Regions from separate parts of the Homo sapiens genome. Here all the other regions are linked to region 1. Evidence: chromatin contacts called from ENCODE Hi-C or POLR2A ChIA-PET data. All regions are on one chromosome and are shown on one strand. The core of a region is the stretch at or near the end of the contact, and the rest is flanking DNA. Distances in the headings are between cores, read along the strand shown. Region 1 overlaps RGS9 (regulator of G protein signaling 9). Region 2 overlaps PRKCA (protein kinase C alpha). Region 3 overlaps PRKCA (protein kinase C alpha). Region 4 overlaps PRKCA (protein kinase C alpha).

Region 1 (5,085 bases), core at 1,255-3,754:
GCCCATGAGATGTCAGTACCTCCATTCCTCTCCCTGCCCACCTAAGCCCCAGTCCTAACAATCAAAAATGTCTCCAGACATTGCCCATTGTACCCTGGGAAGGAAGTCAACATTACTCTGGCTGACAACCACTGATTCCAATGAACCATCCTAGACCCATTTAAACAGATCTTAGGTAGTTTCATTGCTTTCTGTCAAACATTGTCTTTGGGTAGCAAGGGTGTCATCTCTAGCCTAGGGTGCATCTATAGGGCTCTGCAGAGCCTTAAGGCATGAGTGGGGGCCTGTAGGGGTGTGCAGGGGAAGGAGGAGGGTGGAAGTGGGAGGGGAAAGAAAAAGGAGCCAGAAATGTTAGCAAGGCAGCTCTGGGACAGTGTTTGCTTTTGCTCCCTGGAGAGGGTCACCGGGGGAACCATTAGGTCTCTTGTCCACAAGCTGGAGAGACCCTTCCTTTGATACACACAGGGCACAGTCAGCCTTAACTCAGCTGTTCCCAGGGCAGCCTTTCCCGTGTTCCCCTTGCCAGAGAACAGATCACTGCTGAGGCCTTGTAGGCTTGGTTGCCATGGAAACAGAATCCTCGAGTAAAAGATTGAACCTGGGTGGAAGGGTTGCTTTTTTTTATGGCTAACTAGCAGCTCTGGAAACCTCTTTCCTGGGGAGGAGAGAGAGGGTGGAGGCAGAAAGCACATCACTCATTCTGAGATGGGGGGGTGGGAACAAAGGGTCACCCATCCGTGACCCAAGCCAGGATACTGCTCAGCTGTGTGTGTGTGTGTGTGTGTGTGTGTGTGTGTGTGTGTGTGTGTGTTGGGGGTGGTTAGGCAGGACCTTAACTTCATCCATTTGAGAGGGAAGCTAAGGAGCTGAGCTGCTCCATCCTGGGGGTGACTTCTGAGGAGGGTGACCAGATTACTGTCTTTACTGAGGAGGCATCTTTGTGCTCCTTGGCCTTCAGAGCCCACTTCCTGCGGATGTGGATGCTGGCAACACCCTCAGCCCAGAACCCAGTGGGCAGGCTGGGTGTACGACAGAGGGTGCCTTTGCCATGGTGGGGTGTGATACGGGCTGTGTCTCCGCTGTTTACCGTTATCTTCTCTGTCTCTCTCTCTCTCTCTTCCCAGCTATCTATCTATCTCCTGTCTGTGCACTCTGGCTGCTGTGGAATAAAGTATTAAGAAGAATAAAGAACTGCAATTCTCATGCATGCAGAGCCCCTTCCAGCCCTCCCCTCAGGCAGCCCCAGCATGCTGTGGTTTATCTGTCTGCAACATTTTCCACTGTCTGCGAGTCCCCTGTGTTCCCGGGTTAATCTGCCCTGAGAGAAGAGGGTTGCCAAGAGCATGAAGCATCTCCATGAAGACCTGGGAGTGCAGAGGCTTTGGATTTTTGTCTCACTTCAGAGAACTCATGGTGCCTGAGCTGGTTTGAAGAGAGGTCATTTTGAGAAGGAATCGATCCTTCTTTCTTTTTTTCTTTTCTATTCTTTTTTTTTGAGACGGAGTCCTGCTCTGTCACCCAGGCAGGAGTGCAGTGGCGTGATCTCGGCTCACTGCAACCTCCGCCTTCCGGGTTGAAGTAACTCCTTGCCTCAGCCTCCAGAGTAGCCGCGATTACAGGTGTGTTCCACCACGCCCAGCTAATTTTTTCATATTTTTAGTACAGACGGAGTTTCTCCATGTTGGCCAGGCTGGTCTTGAACTCCTGACCTCAGGTGATCCGCCCATCTTGGCCTCCCAAAGTGCTGGGATTACAGGCATGAACCACTGCGCCTGGCTATCAATCCTTCTTTTTAAACTTTTATTTTAGGTTCAGGGGTTACATTTCAGGTAAACTGCATGTCACCGGAGTTTGGTATATAGATTATCTTGTCACTCAGGAAATAAGCATAGTACTCATAGGTAGTTTTTCTATCCTCTCCCTCCTCCCACCCTCCACCCTCAAGTAGGCCTGGGTGTCTGTTGTTCCCTTCTTTGTGTCCTTGTGTACTCAATGTTCAGCTCCCACTTATAAGTGAGCCCATGTGGTATTTGGTTTTCTGTTCCTGCGTTAGTTCGCTTAAGACAATGATCTCTAGCTCCATCCATGTTGCTACAAAGAACATGATCTCATTTTTTTATGGCTGCATAGTATTCCATGGTATATATGTACCACATTTTCTTCATCCAGTCTACCAATGATGGGCATTTAGGTTGATCCCATGTCTTTGCTATTGTGAATAGTGCTGCAGTGAACATAGGCATGCATGTGTCTTTATGACGGAATGATTTATATCCCTTTGGGTATATACCTAGTAATGCGATTGCTGGGTCAATGGTAATTCTATTTTAAGTTCTTTGAGAAATCACCACACTGCTTTCTACAATGGCTGAACTAATTTCATTCCCACCAGAAGCATATAAGCTTCCCTTTTCTCCTTGCCAGCATCTGTTATTTTTTGACTTTTTGATAATAGCCATTCTGACTAGTGTGAGATGTTATCTCATTGTGGTTTTGATTTGCATTTCGAGAATGAGTAAATTCTTGAGAAGATGTATCTGTTTTCCCCAAATAGAGGCAAGTAACCGTCAACCATAAGGAGGAAAGTCATTAGGTTGGCAGGTGTCTCGGGCCCTGGGTGGCCCACTCCCACTGGCTAATGGCAGCTGGGAGGGACTGGCCAGGGGCCGGGACCACACTCTAGAAGTGAGTCCTCTTTTAGCTCCAATACCTTGAGGCATACGGAACCCCCAACTCCTGCACCCCAGGAGGTGATGGGGGCAGGGGCCGCTCATGGCAGGATCACTGCCATCATTTAGGGATGAGGGCAGTGTCGGGTGCTGAAGAGACCCTTGACATTGGCCTGAGCCCCAGCTCTGCCACTTCCGGTCCATGTGATCTTGGGCAAGCTCTTTCTTGAGCCACAGTCTCAGTTTCCTCATCTCTAACAGGGGAAGCATGCTAGTTCCTTCATCAGAGGATTAAGCAGGATCACTTATGTGTAGTGTCTAGAATGCTAATCAACACGTAGAGACACTCCACACACAGCTGGTATTATTCTAAATGTTGTCATGCTATGAGAGAGAATTTATGGGACTTGTAGACCTCAGACTCCATGTTAGGGTGCTGTACCTAGCCAATTTCCTCTTCTGCCTTTTCACCTTCTCATACTTCTCCCCTGGTTAGAGGTGGAAGGAGGGGTTACATGCCAATTTCAACCTCTCTGCCTACTCCAATAAGCAGCTGCTCAGAACCTCAGTCTACACTGGCGAGTATACAGATCTTTTGGTAAAAGGCAGAAATATGGCCTCCCAGTATAAAATACTGTGCTCTGCAGAGGTGCTCAGCCTGGAGCCCTCACACACCATATGCTCCCGCCAATAGGGGACAAACTTCTTTCTTCTTGTGGCTTCTGTGTGACCATGCCTAGCTGAGGGAAGGGAAGGGGCTGATGTTTGCTGACAGCTCCCTGCGTGCCAGGCATGGACCTGAGTGCGCCACCCTTTGTAACGGCTCAGCTAAGACTCACTACTGCGTTAGAAGGTAGATGGCCACGTTGACCTCCGTTTCACGGTTGAGAAAGCAGGCCGAGAGAGAGGGTGGCTCCCCCAAGGACACACAGCTGAGAAGTGGTGAAGCCAGGATCTGAACCTCAGCTGATGGCCGCCAGAGCCCACTCCACATCCTGCCTGATGTTTTCTAATGTCCTTATTGTGGCTTTTAGAAGTTTTTCTGCATTTCCTGAAGTCCATTAACAGAGACAATGTCAGTTTCCTTTTTCACATGAAGAAAACAAAATAGAGAGACATAGCCGTTTGCCCAAGGTGACCCAGCCAGGATTCAGTTACGTGTTTCCAGTTCTGTAGCTCATGGGCCTCCCTGATCCAACCGCTGCTCCCCTCTCCACCCCACAAGGCCTACGTCCTGCACCCAGGGCCGGCTTCATGGGCAGGGGGCTTGTACAGCCGCCCAAGACCCCACCCTCAGAAGGACCCTTGTTTGATTTAATGTTCTGTTACCATCTCAGAATTCCTTACACTTTTTTTCTGAACAGTGAACTGCATTTTTATTTTGCACTGAGCCTTGCAAATTGTAAGCAATTCTACCTCTACTTGATGAGGTCGTACCTGGCTGGACGGCTATTTACTTCACATGATCGCAATCTTAAATCCAAGACTCCTTAGACAGCTGCACCCCCTTAATTTTTTTAAATCTATCTATCTATCTATCTATCTATCTATCTATCTATCTATCTATCTACCTACCTACCTACATACCTATCTATCTATTTTGAGACAGTCTTGCTCTGTCACCCAGGCATGAGTGCAGTGGCACAATCTCGGACCACTGCAACCTCCGCCTCCTGGGTTCAAAAGATTTTTATGCCTTAGCCTACTGAGTAGCTGGGATTACAGATGTGTGCCACCATGCACAGCTAATTTTTATATTTTTAGTAGAGACAAGGTTGTGTCTTTTTGGCCGGGCTGATCTCAAAATCCTGTCCTCGAGTGATCCGCCTGCCTTGGACTCTCAAAGTGCTAGGATTACAGATGTGAGCCACCACGCCTGGCCTTTATTTATTCGTTTTGAGACCAGGTTATAAGACTAGCTAATTTTTGTATTTTTAGTAGAGACGGGGTTTCACCATGTTGCCCAGGCTGATCTTGAACTCCTGGGCTCAAGCGATCCACCTGCCTTGGCCTCCCAGGGTGCTGGGATTACAGGTATGAACCACTGCACCCGGCTCCATCTCTTTTCTTGCCTGCTTAACCACTTGTGTTTCTGGATCTCCGGGTTTCTGACTTTAGACCCCCTCTCTGCTCTCAATGCCAGTGCTGCCCGATTCCTCACGGTTCTCCCCATCTCGCCTTTGGCTCCGTGGCTTGCTTGGCCCCCCACCTGAGTTTCTCTGCAGATACCTGCCTGGCTACCCCATCCCAAGGTCCTTGCTTATTTCTCCCCTGCACTCCTGCCGGTGGCCTGACCCCTTCTGCCCTGTGCCAATTGTCTGCACCCTCCATCCGGGGTTTGCCAGTCAGCCGGCCCAGAGCTATGTAAACAACAAGTCTAGATGTGTCCCTATTTGGGCAACTCTGCAAGGGAAAA
Region 2 (4,699 bases), core at 1,867-4,366, 1.3 Mb after region 1:
CTGAAAGAACAGGGCTCAGGCAGCAGAAGAGCTGAGGGGTCTCTGTTCTGAACGGGTCCCCCTTCTCCCTGCCCTTCATCTTGTGTGACTGCGGTTGAGAAAGACCTGCAGGATTAAAGGATCTGGTGACCTTGGGACCCCGCACTTGCTTGGCAGTGACAGTCCTGAGGAACTGTATTCTTTCAGTTCCTCTATCAGCAAAGCAGCTCAGTAGGTAAAGGGCGAATTCCGGCATTTCAGTGTCTCTTGCCATGGGTAGCTCTCATATTTCCAGTTGATGATGTCTGGACACGTGCCCTTGTGAAATGAGTTGAGTGGTGTGAGATTGGGAGCCCAAACCTGTGAACACCCAACTGGGCTTTTTCCTGGCCATAAAAAGCTCGAATAATGGAGAGCTTTAGGAAACAAGTTGTTTGAAAACTCTGTTGAGTTGGCTTTGAGCATTCGTGGAACATTATTTTTAAGAACCGGTTATTTCATTTAAAACAGAGTAAAAAGAGAAGATGATTGTATTAGTCTGTTCTCATATTGCTGCAAAGATACTACCTGAGACCAGGTACTTTATAAAGGAAAGAGGTTTAATTGATTCATGGTTCTGCATGGCTGGGGAGGCCTCAGGAAACTCACAATCATGGTGGAAGGGGAAGCAAACATGTCCTTCTTTACAGCGCAGCAGGAAGGAGAATGAACGAGTGCTCAGTGAAGGGGGAAGCCCCTTATAAAACCATCAGCTCTTGTGAGAAACTAACTCTCACGAGAACAGGATGGGGGATACTGCCCCCCATGATTCAATTATCTCTGCCTAGTCCCTCCTACGACATGTGGGGATTATGGGAACTACAATTCAAGATGAAATTTGGGTGGGGACACAGCCAAACCATATCAGTGATTGAGGGGAGAACAGGGAATGAAACATCCCCTCTCAACAGTGGTAGGAATAATGGCCTGTCATCATTATTGTCAGCAGTAACTGACATTTCTTGAAGACCTCAGTGCATAAGGCACTGTACTGAGCGCTTTATATTCTGTGTCTTGTTTAATTTCATTCAACCCTCCCAACAGCCTGTACTACATTAAATACTACTGTTACCCACTTTTCTTTTCTTTCTTTTTTTTATTGAGACAGAGTCTTGCTTTGTTGTCCAGGCTGGAGTGCAGTGGCACAATCTCAGCTCACTGCAACCTCCGCCTCCCAGGTTCAAGTGACTCTTCTGCCTCAGCCTCCCGAGTAGCTGGGACTACAGGTGTGCACCACCATACCTGGCTAATTTTTGTATTTTTTAGTAGAGACAGGGTTTCAGCATATTGGCCAGGCTGGTCTCGAACTCCTGACCTTGTGATCTGCCTGCCTTGCCCTCCCGAAGTGCTGGGATTACAGGCATGAGCCATCGTGCCCGGCCTTTTACCCACATTATACAGGTGAAAAAAATTATGTTGCTCTACCATTTCCACAAATGGCATAGGCTGGCCTATTACTGTCCTTTTCCAAAATACGTGTCTCTCAAATAGCTCTGCAGCTCTTACAGGGCTCCTCGTTGTCCTCTGTGCTTTACAGTTTGAGATCCTTCACGTTGGAGGTTTGTAGAGGACCACAGTTGCAAAATAGGGTGCCTGGGGTCTCTGCTTATCTGCATTTTGTCAAAGGATACTATAGGTCATGGCGCATGGTCTTTTGCTGATGTTCGTTTTGGCAAGAAGCACTATTTTTCATCATTTGCCAAGAAAACCTTTTGTGCATTTTACCTTAAGGACCTGGATAGCATAAGCAGAGAAAGGGAATCAGCATTTCCATGTTTTGAAAAGTAAAACAAGACTCTTTTTGGTCTTTGCGCCCCCATGCCCTAGAAATCCCATAATAAGTGCAACTGTCTCCTTCTGCTGATGGATTTCCTAAGTCATTCCCAGAAAGAAGTTGGGTGCTTTGTATTGTATTAATATATTCATCCTAAATAAGGGTCTTGGGGTTTTCCCCCCTTCCAAGATGTATTAAGAAGGTTGCTTACTGTAGGCTTTGATTTATTTATTTCCTATGAAATGCCAGAAACACCAAGTCCTAAAATCCTAGATCCAAGTCATTGACTTCTCAGTGATTATGACCACATTGAATTGATTAAACTCAAGTGACTGACAAGGCGAATAAAAATAGCCCAAAATGAGTCCAGACCCCATGGTTTTAAGAGCCCCCCACCAGTTCCCTAAAGCTACAGGACGGAAAGGACTCCTGATCCTTTGTACCTGAAGAGTGTGGTGCCTAACGTATAGCCAATGTTCATTTGTTTCTTCTCTCTGTATTTTATAAACATAATTACTTTGAATGAATTGGGTTATTCGGGAAGTCAGCACATGTCTCCATCTCCTGCTTTCTATTTCTAGAGTCCTAAGATAGACTTTGCTGACAAGAAGAGGCCCCTGCCCCTTCAGAGCTTAGAGTGTAGCAGAGAGATGGGTATTCAGGAAATCCTCAAATAGTGACAGAGCCACAGCGGCAGTGAGTGACAGGCAGGAGAACTATAGGATGCTGGAAGTGCATACAACCGGGGTGTTACCTAGTCTGGGACTGGTGGTCAAGGGGGCTTTTTTGAGGCCTGGACAACCCACAGACCGAGGGTGGGCTAGTGAGAGCCAGTGAGGGACACTCTTCAAGATCCCAGCACTTAAAAGATTGGTTGGGCATGATGACTCAGGCCGGGAACCCCAGCACTTTGGGAGGCTGAGATGGGAGGATTGCTTGAGCCCAGGAGTTTGAGACCAGCCCTGGCAACACCGTAAGACCCCATCTCAATGAAAAGTAAATTAGTCAGGGCCGGGTATGGTGGCTCATGCCTGTAATCCCAGCATTTTGGGAGGCTGAGGCGGGTGGATTGCCTGAGCTTAGGAGTTTGAGATCAGCCTGGCAACATGGTGAACCCTGTCTCTACTAAAAATACAAAAAATTAGCCGGGCGTGGTAGCAGGCACCTGTAATCCCAGCTACTCAAGAGGCTGAGGCATGAGAATTCCTTGGACCCGGGAGACGGATGTTGCATTGAGCCCAGATCGCGGCACTGCACTCCAGCCTGGGAGACAAAGCGAAACTCTGTCTCCAAAAAAAAAAAAAAAAAAAAAAAAAAGTAAATTAGCTAGGCATGATGGTACGTGCCTGTGGTGCCAAGCTCCTCAGGAGGCTGAGGCAGAAGGATGGCCTGAGGCCAGGAGTTCGAGATTGCAGTGAGCTGTGATCACACCTCTGCATTCCAGCTTGGACGACAGAACAACGCCCTGTTTCCAAAAAAAAAAAAAGATTGGGGTGCTCTTAAGCTCACAGTTCTGGCCATCTCCTCTTTCCTAAGTGGAGGGAGATCGTGGATCCCTGAGGGGGAACCTACTTCCCCTTTCACTTCAAAGTCTGCTTCTGTTTCTAAAAATGAACTGAAACCCCATCTGTTTGCTCATGTATTTGAAAACCCTTGAAAATGTTTATTTTTGTACATCTTCATACGACTCTCGTCTCAGAGCTGCTTCTCCTCTTCAGGTGGTTTCTGGGCACACTGGGGACGTCTGTGCACCTCCTCTGAGTGGAAGTCAATGCCTGTGATCCCCTTTCTAAAGGAGGCACGGATAGCTGCTGTGCGGTTTTTTCAACCTGTAGCCAGTTTTCATGTTTTTGTTCTCAAAATAATACTTTTTTTTTCAGGTGAAGACAAGGAACATTTAATTTACACTGAAATGATTTTTCCTCTTAGACCTTCTGAAAGCTATGACGTATGTATATTTATACCATAATAGATGCTAATGGTGTCCTCTCTGGGTGATGGTCCCAGAGATGTTTATACCACGGCATTTCACTCCACTAATAAATGTGGGTGGATGGATGGACGGGCGGACAGATGGAAATATCACACAGGACTGTGCCCAGGTTCCAGACAGTTTGGCTTTAGGGCCCCAACTCTGCCAAGGGATATTTTTTATATAGCATCATGTTTTTCATCATGATGTTAGTCTCTCTCTCTTTTTTTTTTCTTTGAGATGGAGTCTCGCTCTGTTGCCAGGTGTGAGTGCAGTGGCACGATCTTAACTGACTGTGACCTCTGCCTCCTGGATTCAAGCGATTCTCCTGCCTCAGCCTCCCAAGTAGCTGGGGCTACAGGTGCCTGCCATGCCTGGCTGATTTTTTTTTTTTTTAGTTGAGACAGGGTTTCATACTGGCCAGGCTGGTCTTGAACTCCTGACCTCAAGTGATCCACCCACCCAGGCCTCCCAAAGTGCTGGGATTACAGGCGTGAGCCACTGCACCTGCCTGTAACATCATGATGTTACAGTCCCCCAGCTCCTCACCTGGCCTCCCTGTACCCATTCCTGGCCCCCTCCCTCCTTCAATCTCTTTTCCACTTCAGAGAGTGATCTTTAGCATTCCCAGCTCCACCCCACGCTTTCTGCCTGTAATCATTTAAAGGCTTCCCATTGCTTCTAGGATGAAGTCCAGGATCCTTAAACTGGCCTACAAGGCCCTGTATCATCAGCTGCCCTGCGTCTCCAGCCGCCTCTCCTCATCACCCACACTTTTTCTTCATAGCCTCCATCCCAGCTGTAATGCAGAATTTTGTTTGATAATTATTTAATTCATGTTCACCTCTCCCATTAGACTGCAAGCTTAGCGAGGCCAGGGGCTGTTTTGTTGTTTACCCTTGAACCCCAACCCATAGCACATGTAAGTACTCATT
Region 3 (4,781 bases), core at 1,428-3,927, 1.4 Mb after region 1:
TTATTCTTACGTTTCCCTTTTGCAAGGCTAGTTATTTCATTAAATTCATTTAATTTAAGCTTTGAAATCTTTTTTTTTTTTTTGAGATGGAGTCTTGCTCTGTCCTCCAGGCTGGATTGCAGTGGCGTGATCTCGGCTCACTGCAAGCTCCGCCTCTCAGGTTCACGCCATTCTCCTGCCTCAGCCTCCTGAGTAGCTGGGACTACAGGCGCCCGCCACCACATCCAGCTAATTTTTTTTTATTTTTAGTAGAGATGGGGTTTCACTGTGTTAGCCAGGATAGTCTCGATCACCTGATTTGTGATCTGCCCGCCTTGGCCTCCCAAAGTTCTGGGATTACAGGCGTAAGCACCGCGCCCGGCCTAAGGTTTCAATCTTAATAAGAATGGCTAACTTTTAGATGAGAGTTTTACATCAGAAAACCTCATCGTACCCAGAGAGATGCTTCTTTAATTCAGATTTGAAGGGATGAGTTTCCTTGTTCTGGATTAAACAGCTCACTCAGACACACCAAATGAATGCAGTGTGCAGTCCTAGGTGGCACCAATCACAGAAGAGTGAAAAGCATAAAACAGTTTTAGAAAAGGTCACCACACTTAGAAATAGAAATCCACCCTTGCTCACGCAACCCGAGGGATTTGAAAATAATTTCGAAAATCAATTTAAACATGTAGGCCACCCGTCTTTTGGAGAGATGCAGTTGGTGCCTCTCCTGCAGAAGGGGTGTTAGGAGGCTGTTGTGTTTGTTGCCAGGGAGGTGATGTTTTCCCCATTGGGAACCCTAGGCCAGCAAACTTCGGGAAGTGTCTGTGGCAGCTTGAATGCTGCTATTTCAGAGCTGATGAAGAGGCAGCTTGGAGAAAACCTCAAAAATAAATACTCTGATTCATCATTGTTGTTCAGGCTTTCCAGCCGTCAGAGCCAGCCCAGGGTTCTGAGACAAAGGGTAACATTCAGCACAGAGCCCAGCGGAGAGTCTGGAGCCCTGACTGTCTCTAAAAGAGGGGGCGGAGAGGGAGGCAGCTGCCTGCAAACCCTGGAGTGGGGCTTGACGCTGGGGGGACGGCGTGTGCTGGTTTTGCTGCTTTGGGGGTGAGGAGAGGATGAATAATCCAAAGAGGGACGTCTCCCGAGAGCAGGGACCATCTCATAAATAGCCCAGAGCAGTCAGTTGGGTGGCGGGCTGCCGTGCGGGGGCTGCAGTTAGAAGCAGCACTCGGAGTGGAGTGGGGCCTCCCAGCGGGGCCCTGCTGCACTTTGTGAGTGCTCTGTGGTCGAAGGCCAGCTGGGCCTGAAGGCAAAACATCTGGATTTTGCAGAGGGTTCCTAGGCTGAGACGGAATTCAGGCTGTAGGCTCTGTGAGACCTTGTGTGAAACCCCCGGTTCTGTCTCTGTCACTTGTTTGAGTCTCCCATTTCTCTGTCTATCAAAAGATTGAATATGGTGGCTTACAACAGAGGCAGTCGAGGGTAATTATTAGTATCATGGTTTGACCTCGAGATCTGGCACTTCCTGGACCTATTCCGTTGTATATTTCTCTGTGCACTCCCTGAGCCTCCCTTTTCTCAGCTGAGAAAATGGTCACACCTATGGTATCCCACACTGTGGAAAATGACCAAATAAGACAAGGTATGTGCAAGTATTTGGTAGAACCCTACAGAGGTAGGAAGTGGCTGTTACTAGCTGTTTCCACTGGTATTCTCTGGCCATCTCAGAGCTGTTTAGGGACCATTCCAGCTACAGGGGAGGGCAAGATTTAGAGTAGACTCTCAAATGAGTCTATCTGATTCTTTGGAAGCACGAGCTCTAGTAAGATAGTTTGAACAAAGATGTGACCATGAGGGGTTTTGTTTTATTTTTTAACTAGATTTTGATATGTTGTGTGCCGCTTCTCCACTGCACAGATTGACCAAGAGTTAGCTGCAGATTGTGGCTCAGTAAGAAGGTCTTGTGGTACGTGCTCCTGCGGCCCCCACCTCAAACTCTTGCCTCTGGTGTTCTTGAAAGAAATGAGGGGACCTTTGCCCGAGCCAAGGGAAAATGCAAGATTTTGGAGGCTTAGCCCCTTTATTGTTTTTTTCCTCTGTTGCTTATATTGATTTCTGCGGCAAAGAGCAGTTGACTGGGATTGAAAGCTACTCTGCTGGTCTTGGATGTGGAAGAAAAAATAATTCCCACTTTCCAAATAGAGGCTCATCCAGAGGCAGCAGATGCCAGAGGCAGCAGATGCTAGCTGCAGTTCTGCAGGCAGGAATTGCACGTGCAAAGCAGAGCTGACGTCCAGTCCACGCCTCATGGCACTTTGGAAGTGCATCTGACACCGTTTGCCTGCCATACACAAGCCACAAAGACTTTTTGAGGCGACAGGTTATGCCAAAAATTAAGTAAAAATGACACAGCTTCAGATGACATTTACATATCTATTTTTGAGGTTTCAGAACATGTGCCCTATAAAAATGTACAACTGCATTGTTTAAAACTCTTCTGAGTCTCTGAGGATTTTCTATCAGTGCATGCCTCTCAGTTATCACTTAAATGTCAAGGCCCTAAGCTTGTATGAGCCCCTAAAATGTTTTTGAGCCCCACAGTAAATTTTTGGCTGACCACATTTGTTCTATGTAAGGCTGATAACAAGCCACCACGTGGAATCTCACAGTGGGACTTTAGTATCAGGCAATTGCAGAGTCCTGAAGCTCGTGTTGCGGTTATTATGGTTCTATATAAAGCCCCAGGGGAGAAAGTCATTTCATGCTTTTAAAATTACTAGTTAATGTTTAAGGAGTTTATACGGAGTGGACTGAGCCAAGCATTTTCCCCTTAACTTTAAAATTATTACAGAGAGGCCTTAAGAAACTGTTCTGTATTAGATGGTGATTAAAATATGACCTTTTTCTTTCTTTATGCTTAGGATTTTCACGATGTGGTTTGCAATTAATTTGTATGTGCACAGTCTTTGTGCTAGTTTCTGTGGACATACAGTGGTGCTACTTGGCCTTAAGAGCTTCCTGTGTGTGGTTGGGAGATAGGCAGTTAGTAAGCCATGTGTGCTGTGAGAAAACCCAGAGCATAGAAGTCGCACATGAGAGTACCAGGTGCTGAGTACCATGGGGGTGAGAGCAAGGAGGGATTATTTCTGCCCCAAGAAGGCTTCTTGGGAAATAGAGCAGTTATGAAGGACCTGGAAAGATGTTCCAATAAGACTTGGGTGAGGAGACACAATAGTCCCAAGTAGGGAGGGCAGAGCACCCTGAGTAGAGGTGTGGTGTCAGGAAGTGTGAGAATTCTTCAGAGACTGATAGTCGGAAGGGATTCCTCTGCAAAGGCCTGTGGAAGGATATGAAGGTTGGAAAGACAAGTGGGAGCCATTGGGGAGTCTCAACAAATGTGTATTGTATTGTGTGTGTTTCACTTGGAAAATTATCTTGCTATTAATGAGAAAGTACAGATTAATGCTTTTTTTGTTTTACTGGATTCAAATTATATTTGACAAGTCATTTCATTCTAGTGTATGCATGTGATTTTCTTGGAACGAGGGTAACATTTTAAAGATAGGATTTGATGAGTCAATGAGGTATTTTTCAAGTAGATTACTTAGAAAATGTTATAGTCATAAAATATCTTGGAGTTACAGTTAAGAGTCAATTATTGTTTCATCTATAGGCATCCAATTAAAGTTGAATTATGCTGTTATTTTCACTCAATTTCCAAAGCTATGCACTTCCGTAATTTCTATCCTTGTTTATAGTCAGTATAATGTTTAATGCAATGTGCCTGATTTAGCACTTTGTGTTATAAATTTTGCCTGATAAATAATCAACTTATTTTCTTCCGTATGACGACAGTTTTCTTCACAGTGAATGGAGCTTAGTGTATTTATATAAAATGTAAGTCTGGGAGAGTTTCCATTATAGTTCAAGTATATTTAATGTTCAAAAGAATGCAGTATTTGTGGTTTCCTGGCATTCTTTGAATACCATGTGGCTCTTCTCTCTTCCTTCTCACCAAAACCCTAGTCATTTTATTATTTATATAATGAGATACTGTAAGATACTAAAACATAAGTTATTGTGAGGTCTGGCTTTTGATGCTATGAAGTACCCTTTGTTATTTGAGACTAATGAAATGAAATCAGTGAGTTCCAGCTTGTCTACTAGTATGTTGCTTGAAACAATTACATTCTTTTGAACATTAAATTTATATATTTGAACTATAAGGAAACTCTCCCAGACTTGTATTTTATATACTCTAAGCTCCATTGACCATGCAGAAATCTGTCAGCATATGAGAGGAACAAGCGGATTATTTATCAGGCAGATTTTATAATGCAGAAATACGAAGCAACATAGTGCTGTGGTGAAGACAGAATTGAACATTGTTAGACACTTAGCAATCCCAAGAGGCATCATGAAGTCCATGTACCCTACACCATAGAAAAGGCTACACCCCAAAGTTCTGGAACAAGCCTGGTTTGCTGGCTTTCTGGTGTCAAATGTCAGAAGCAGAAAATGGGAGGATGGTAAAACAGTAGACTCAGTGAGAGCAGGACTGAACTTCAGCAGGCCCCATAATTGTACAGAAACAAGATTGCTAGGCTGGGTGCTGTGGCTCACGCCTGTAATCCCAGCACTTTGGGAGGCCAAGGCAGGCAGATCACTTGAGGTCAGGAGTTCGAGACCAGCCTGGCCGACTTGGTGAAACCCTGACTGTACTAAAAAAAATACAAAAATTAGCCACGTGTGGTGGTGCACACCTGTAGTCCCTGCTACTGGGGTGGTGGGGG
Region 4 (4,469 bases), core at 301-2,800, 1.5 Mb after region 1:
TTTCCTCATCCACTTTCCTTCCACAAAACACTTGCCTTGGTTTTTGTGGCTCCCGGGCCTCAGCCTGCAGCCATGCTCTCCACCCTTAAGGATGCACCGCGTGTTCTGGTAGCTTGAATCTCACACCTACTTGTGTCTTAGTCTGTGTGCTCCCTTCCAAGCAGCCACGGCCCTCCCATGAAAAAAAATGCCATGTCTTAATCACCCAGAGAATAGACCAGTCTCCCCTCCTCTTCAGATTAGGTTAGTTTAAAATTTTACCTGCTGGGCACGGTGGCTCACACCTGTAATCCCAGCACTTTGGGAGGCCGAGGCAGGTGGATCACCCGAGGTCAGGAGTTCAAGACCAGCCTGCCCAACATGGTGAAACCCCGTCTCTACCAAAAAACAAAAAAAAAAATACAAAAATTAGCCAGTCATGATGGCAGGTGCCCGTAATCCCAGCTACTCGGGAGGCTGAGGTAGGAGAATCACTTGAACCCGGGAGGCGGAGGTTGCAGTGAGCCGAGATCGCACCATTGCACTCCAGTCTGGGTGACAGAGTAAGACTCCATCTCAAAAATAAATAAATAAAATAAATAAATAAATAAATAAAATTTTACCAAGCAAATATCAAAACCTCCTATCAGTGATTAAAGTTCAAGTCTGTATTGAAAGCATCCATCCAATGAACAGAAAGAGTGCATCTTTAAATGGACAGCTCATTTTCCTTTCTTTCTGTTAATATCTTTCAATCACATATGAGTTAAGATTCATTTTAAGTTTTATAGGCATACATCTGCATTAGCATGCAATCAGTATGGTGTATTTACACTACATGAGTGTGTTCATATGGATGATGTAGTGTAATATATCATAGGCTGAAATCCTGTAATTGTTCTGATGTTCTTAATGCCTGACTTAATCCTTCTCACTCTTATTTCATTTTTTCTCATTTTTTAATGTTTTCCCAACTCAATCGTTGCAATCTAATCAACCATTCTATCCCCAAACTATGGAGGGGAATTTTGCAACTTGCATGTAAATGGTTTTAAAAACCTGGTCTATTATTGTCATTTCTGATAGCGCCACTCTCTTCTGGGAAGCTGGTTAGGGCCACACACCAGCTGTGCTCTCAGCGTATTGCCTGTGTTCGTAATTAAAATCAGCCCAAGATTGTCGCAGTGCTTTTATGTTCGCATTAGATCAAACTGGAAAATTTAAACCCTCAAATGCTCGGGTGGAGGATTTGCAAGGGGAGAAACCCTACTCCCCGACCCCAAGCTGGAATCCACATCTAATGCTCTCTCAAAAACACTGTCCTAAAGACAGCATCTAATAAATAATGTTTTTAGAGTTTCTCATCTCTAGAACTTGTATCTCACCCTGCAGATGTGCCTGTTAGAGGAACCACAGGAGATTTGTGACCTAGAGATACTGGAAATGAGAAAGAAAAAAAATATTCCTTGAGGTTTCCTAAGTCTTGCAGAGTGTGGTAAATACTGTGTGTGAAAACTGCCTTTCAAGGCTTCTGTTGTTACTGCCCCCCCTCCACCCCGCCCTTGTCTGTGTTTGAAAACCCTGTCCCATGATTCAATGCAGGGTGTTGACTTTGGATACACATCTCCAGAGGCTGGCCACACCTGAATACACTGAGCCTCTGTGCAACTTCTTCCTGTGGAGTAAAACCCTCCAGCATTCTCAGAGGAAAGAGGCACCTCTTGATCACTCCAGGAGGTGGAAACAGTTCCTGTTTAAAAACCAAGTAAACCCCTCTCATTGCACCCCCTGCTACTTCAGAGGAACACCTCCATTCTGATGGAAGGAACTCGTACTTGGGTCCTGGAACCCTATTTGGGACCCAAACCTCTCCCACTTGTGTGGCCTGACGTGCCTGAGTGCTGTTTGTGTCCTTTTTATTATGTTGAAAACTTTGTTATTCCAAAGAAACATCTGAATCACAGAGCTTAGTTTCCCAGCATGTCGGAAAGCTGGGTGCTGGTGTAAAAAACTCAGATGTGGCTGAAAAGGGAAGTAATGAGAGGGGAGAAAAATAAGAAGAAAGAGTTAGGGTGAGGCTTTCACCTCCCTGGGTTCTTGCCTGGCTCCTCCTAGCTCTAATGAAGGGCTGTCCCTGTCCCCTTCTCCTTAAAGACTGTCCCTCTTCTCCCACCTGCTGGGCAACGTGGCTGTCACCTCGTCATTCCAAGAAGGCAGCAGGGTGTGGCGAGGAAGTGCCACACTGCCTGGGTTCAAGGGTTCAAATCCCAGCTCCAATATTTCATAGCTGTATAGCCTGGAGCCATGCAGCTCATCTCTCTTGCCTCAGTTTCTCCAAGTCTAAAATGGAAATGGTAAAAGGACCAACCTCCTAGGGATGTTGGGAGGATTAAATGAGTAAGTATGGAAGGTGCCTAGAACAGTGCCTGGCTAGATTTGTGTTTGCTGCAGTCATTACTCAGCCTTTTCTCTGCCTTCCATCCCCAGGAATTATGAATTACAGAGTTTTCCCTAATGGAGGTGTCACTGTGCATTGCTGGTTTCCAAGAAGCCATTGCCAAGTTAAAGTGAACCCTTTGTTGTCCTTTTTTTTTTTTTTTTTTTTGAGATGGAGTCTCACTCTGTTGCCCAGGCTGGAGCGCAATGGTGCAATCTTGGCTCATTGCAACCTCCACCTCCCGGGTTCAAGCAATTCTCCTGCCTCAGTCTACCGAGTAGCTGGGACTACAGGCACGCGCCACCATGCCCGGCCAATTTTTTTACTTTTTGTAAAGAAGGGGTTTCACCATATTCACCAGGCTGGTCTTGAAGTCCTGACCTTGTGATCTGCCTGCCTCGGCCTCCCAAAGTACTGGGATTACAGTCGTGAGCCACCGCATCCGACCTCATTGTGCTTTCTAAACCACTCCCGGGCCCCAGTTGGGAGACCCCGGTTGTACATTAGGTACAAATAACCCATCAGATAGGAATCTGCTCCCCGTACCCCACCCTACTCCCACCTGCAGCAGTGAAGCAAGGCCATCTTGAATTCATTTAAGAACAGAGATGAGAAGTGTCAAGTCAACAAAGTCTCTTTTCTGACATGTTTTGTGTTGGTGCTTATTATGTTTCCTGTGTGGTTTTGTTATGAGGACAAGAAACAGGCTACTCTACCTGAGAAAGAAAATGTCACCCGCATGTTGGAAATTCACCCTGACCCAGGCAGTGATAATAGCGTGCCACCGCTCGCTCACACCTCTCTTCAAAGTGGCTTCCTTGGCTTGGTCATGAGCTAATCTTTACCTTGTGGCTTTTTCTGAAAATAGACTTGTCAACACTCAGTCCGAGTCTGGCCCCCAGTCACTGGTTTTCTCTGTTGACAGGCTGCAAAGAATCATGCAGGAAGGGCTCTGTCCATGAATTCCCAATGGTCATGGGTGGTCAGCCAGCTCAGAGCTGATGGTTTGGGTGGGGGCAGGCAGGACACAGCCATAGTCTCAGCTCTTACTAGGGGTATTCGTTTTGTGACTCACATTCCCCCAGGTGCTCACAGCCTGTAGATACCCTTAGGGTCACAATAATTGTATTAATTTAGACTCCCTGGCTCTCTCCTGGCCCATTGACAAAACCTCTGTTCACTTCCAAAGCCCAGCAGTTGCAGCTGGGAGATCCCAGGAGTATCTCGTGCGGTGGTGAAGTGATCCGATCACACACCTTTCCTCTCCGGTGTGAGGCCCTCTGCTTTGAGGCCACTTGCATCCCAGCCATGTTCCCCCCCACCCGCTGCTTCCTTTGGGGAGAATGCCCCCTTGTGAGTCCACGCCCCCCTCAAGCTGCCAGGCCTCATGCATGGGGCCAGAGAGCTAGGGTGCAAATACCATGTGTAAAGGGAAAAGTGTCCTGACCTCAGCTGCCCTTGTGCCCTCAGGCCTGTGCCCACCGTTGGAGACAGGAAACACCTACCTCCACCTTGCCCTCAGGCAGCCCCTCCTGCTGGAGACCAGCTCCTCAGTCCTGTCCAAGTCCCCTGAGGGCAGCTGGGAAGCCCCTGTCTTTTTAGGAGAGGTCTCACTGTTCCACCCCCTCGTCTCTTCCCCCTTCCTGGAATGGAAATTTGTCTTCTGACGCTGCCACCTGGCAGCAGGCGATGGCTGTGGCGAGACTACTCAGAATGGCAGCAGCCACCAGCCCCGAGCTCTGATCACTCCCTCACCACTGCAGGATGGCGAGGCTCCCAAGCCTGCAGGACGAGAAAGGGAGTGTTGACCCATTTTACAGATGAAGAAACAGGCCTCAGAGAAGTGTGCAGTGCCTTTACTGGTGTCCCAGACCGCTGCTGGCAGACCCCAGATCCCATGCTTGTCACCTTCCTGAGCGCCTAGTGAGCTGCCTGACACAGAGGGCCCAGAGAATAGCCCAGAACAGTGCAGCTGCTGCTAGCCTTGGAAGCAGGTGTCCCATTGAGCTATAATTAGGCCCCTTGGTTTTAAAAACTGGTGTGGATTAAAAAG

Evidence for each region. Hi-C counts contacts between places; a loop is a spot of excess contacts on that map. ChIA-PET counts read pairs that join two places held with the same protein, here RNA polymerase II (POLR2A). Pooled maps may share reads with other maps.
Region 2: a pooled map shows a loop between it and region 1 (8-fold over the local background). The contact joins two enhancer-like sites. A Hi-C loop is called at or near these places in 2 of 37 single-sample maps with no recorded cell type and 2 of 50 pooled maps.
Region 3: a loop to region 1 is called in a map with no recorded cell type, with 11 times the contacts of the local background. The contact joins two enhancer-like sites. A Hi-C loop is called at or near these places in 2 of 37 single-sample maps with no recorded cell type and 4 of 50 pooled maps. POLR2A ChIA-PET finds 5 or more read pairs at or near these places in 2 of 52 experiments (AG04449 and PC-3).
Region 4: a map with no recorded cell type shows a loop between it and region 1 (15-fold over the local background). The contact joins two enhancer-like sites. A Hi-C loop is called at or near these places in 8 of 37 single-sample maps with no recorded cell type and 4 of 50 pooled maps.

The regions. Positions count from the first base shown.
Region 1 is chr17:65,178,872-65,183,956 of GRCh38, forward strand. The region is part of intron 9 of RGS9 (regulator of G protein signaling 9); the gene reads left to right. Among named protein-coding and RNA genes, the nearest start is that of RGS9, 44 kb to the left of the region's middle. RefSeq lists enhancers at 2,414-2,463, 4,407-4,943, 4,944-5,085. Within about 2 kb of position 2,505, at least 4 of the 41 ENCODE cell types and tissues checked have a DNase peak (open chromatin) inside an H3K27ac peak, as active enhancers do.
Region 2 is chr17:66,438,080-66,442,778 of GRCh38, forward strand. All of the region lies in intron 2 of PRKCA (protein kinase C alpha), which reads left to right. Among named protein-coding and RNA genes, the nearest start is that of PRKCA-AS1, 24 kb to the left of the region's middle. RefSeq lists an enhancer at 3,386-3,585. Within about 2 kb of position 3,117, at least 5 of the 41 ENCODE cell types and tissues checked have a DNase peak (open chromatin) inside an H3K27ac peak, as active enhancers do.
Region 3 is chr17:66,539,339-66,544,119 of GRCh38, forward strand. The region is part of intron 3 of PRKCA (protein kinase C alpha); the gene reads left to right. Among named protein-coding and RNA genes, the nearest start is that of PRKCA-AS1, 120 kb to the left of the region's middle. RefSeq lists a silencer at 3,093-3,142. Within about 2 kb of position 2,678, at least 9 of the 41 ENCODE cell types and tissues checked have a DNase peak (open chromatin) inside an H3K27ac peak, as active enhancers do.
Region 4 is chr17:66,710,486-66,714,954 of GRCh38, forward strand. All of the region lies in intron 8 of PRKCA (protein kinase C alpha), which reads left to right. Among named protein-coding and RNA genes, the nearest start is that of MIR634, 74 kb to the right of the region's middle. RefSeq lists enhancers at 3,318-3,377, 4,008-4,469. Within about 2 kb of position 1,551, at least 9 of the 41 ENCODE cell types and tissues checked have a DNase peak (open chromatin) inside an H3K27ac peak, as active enhancers do.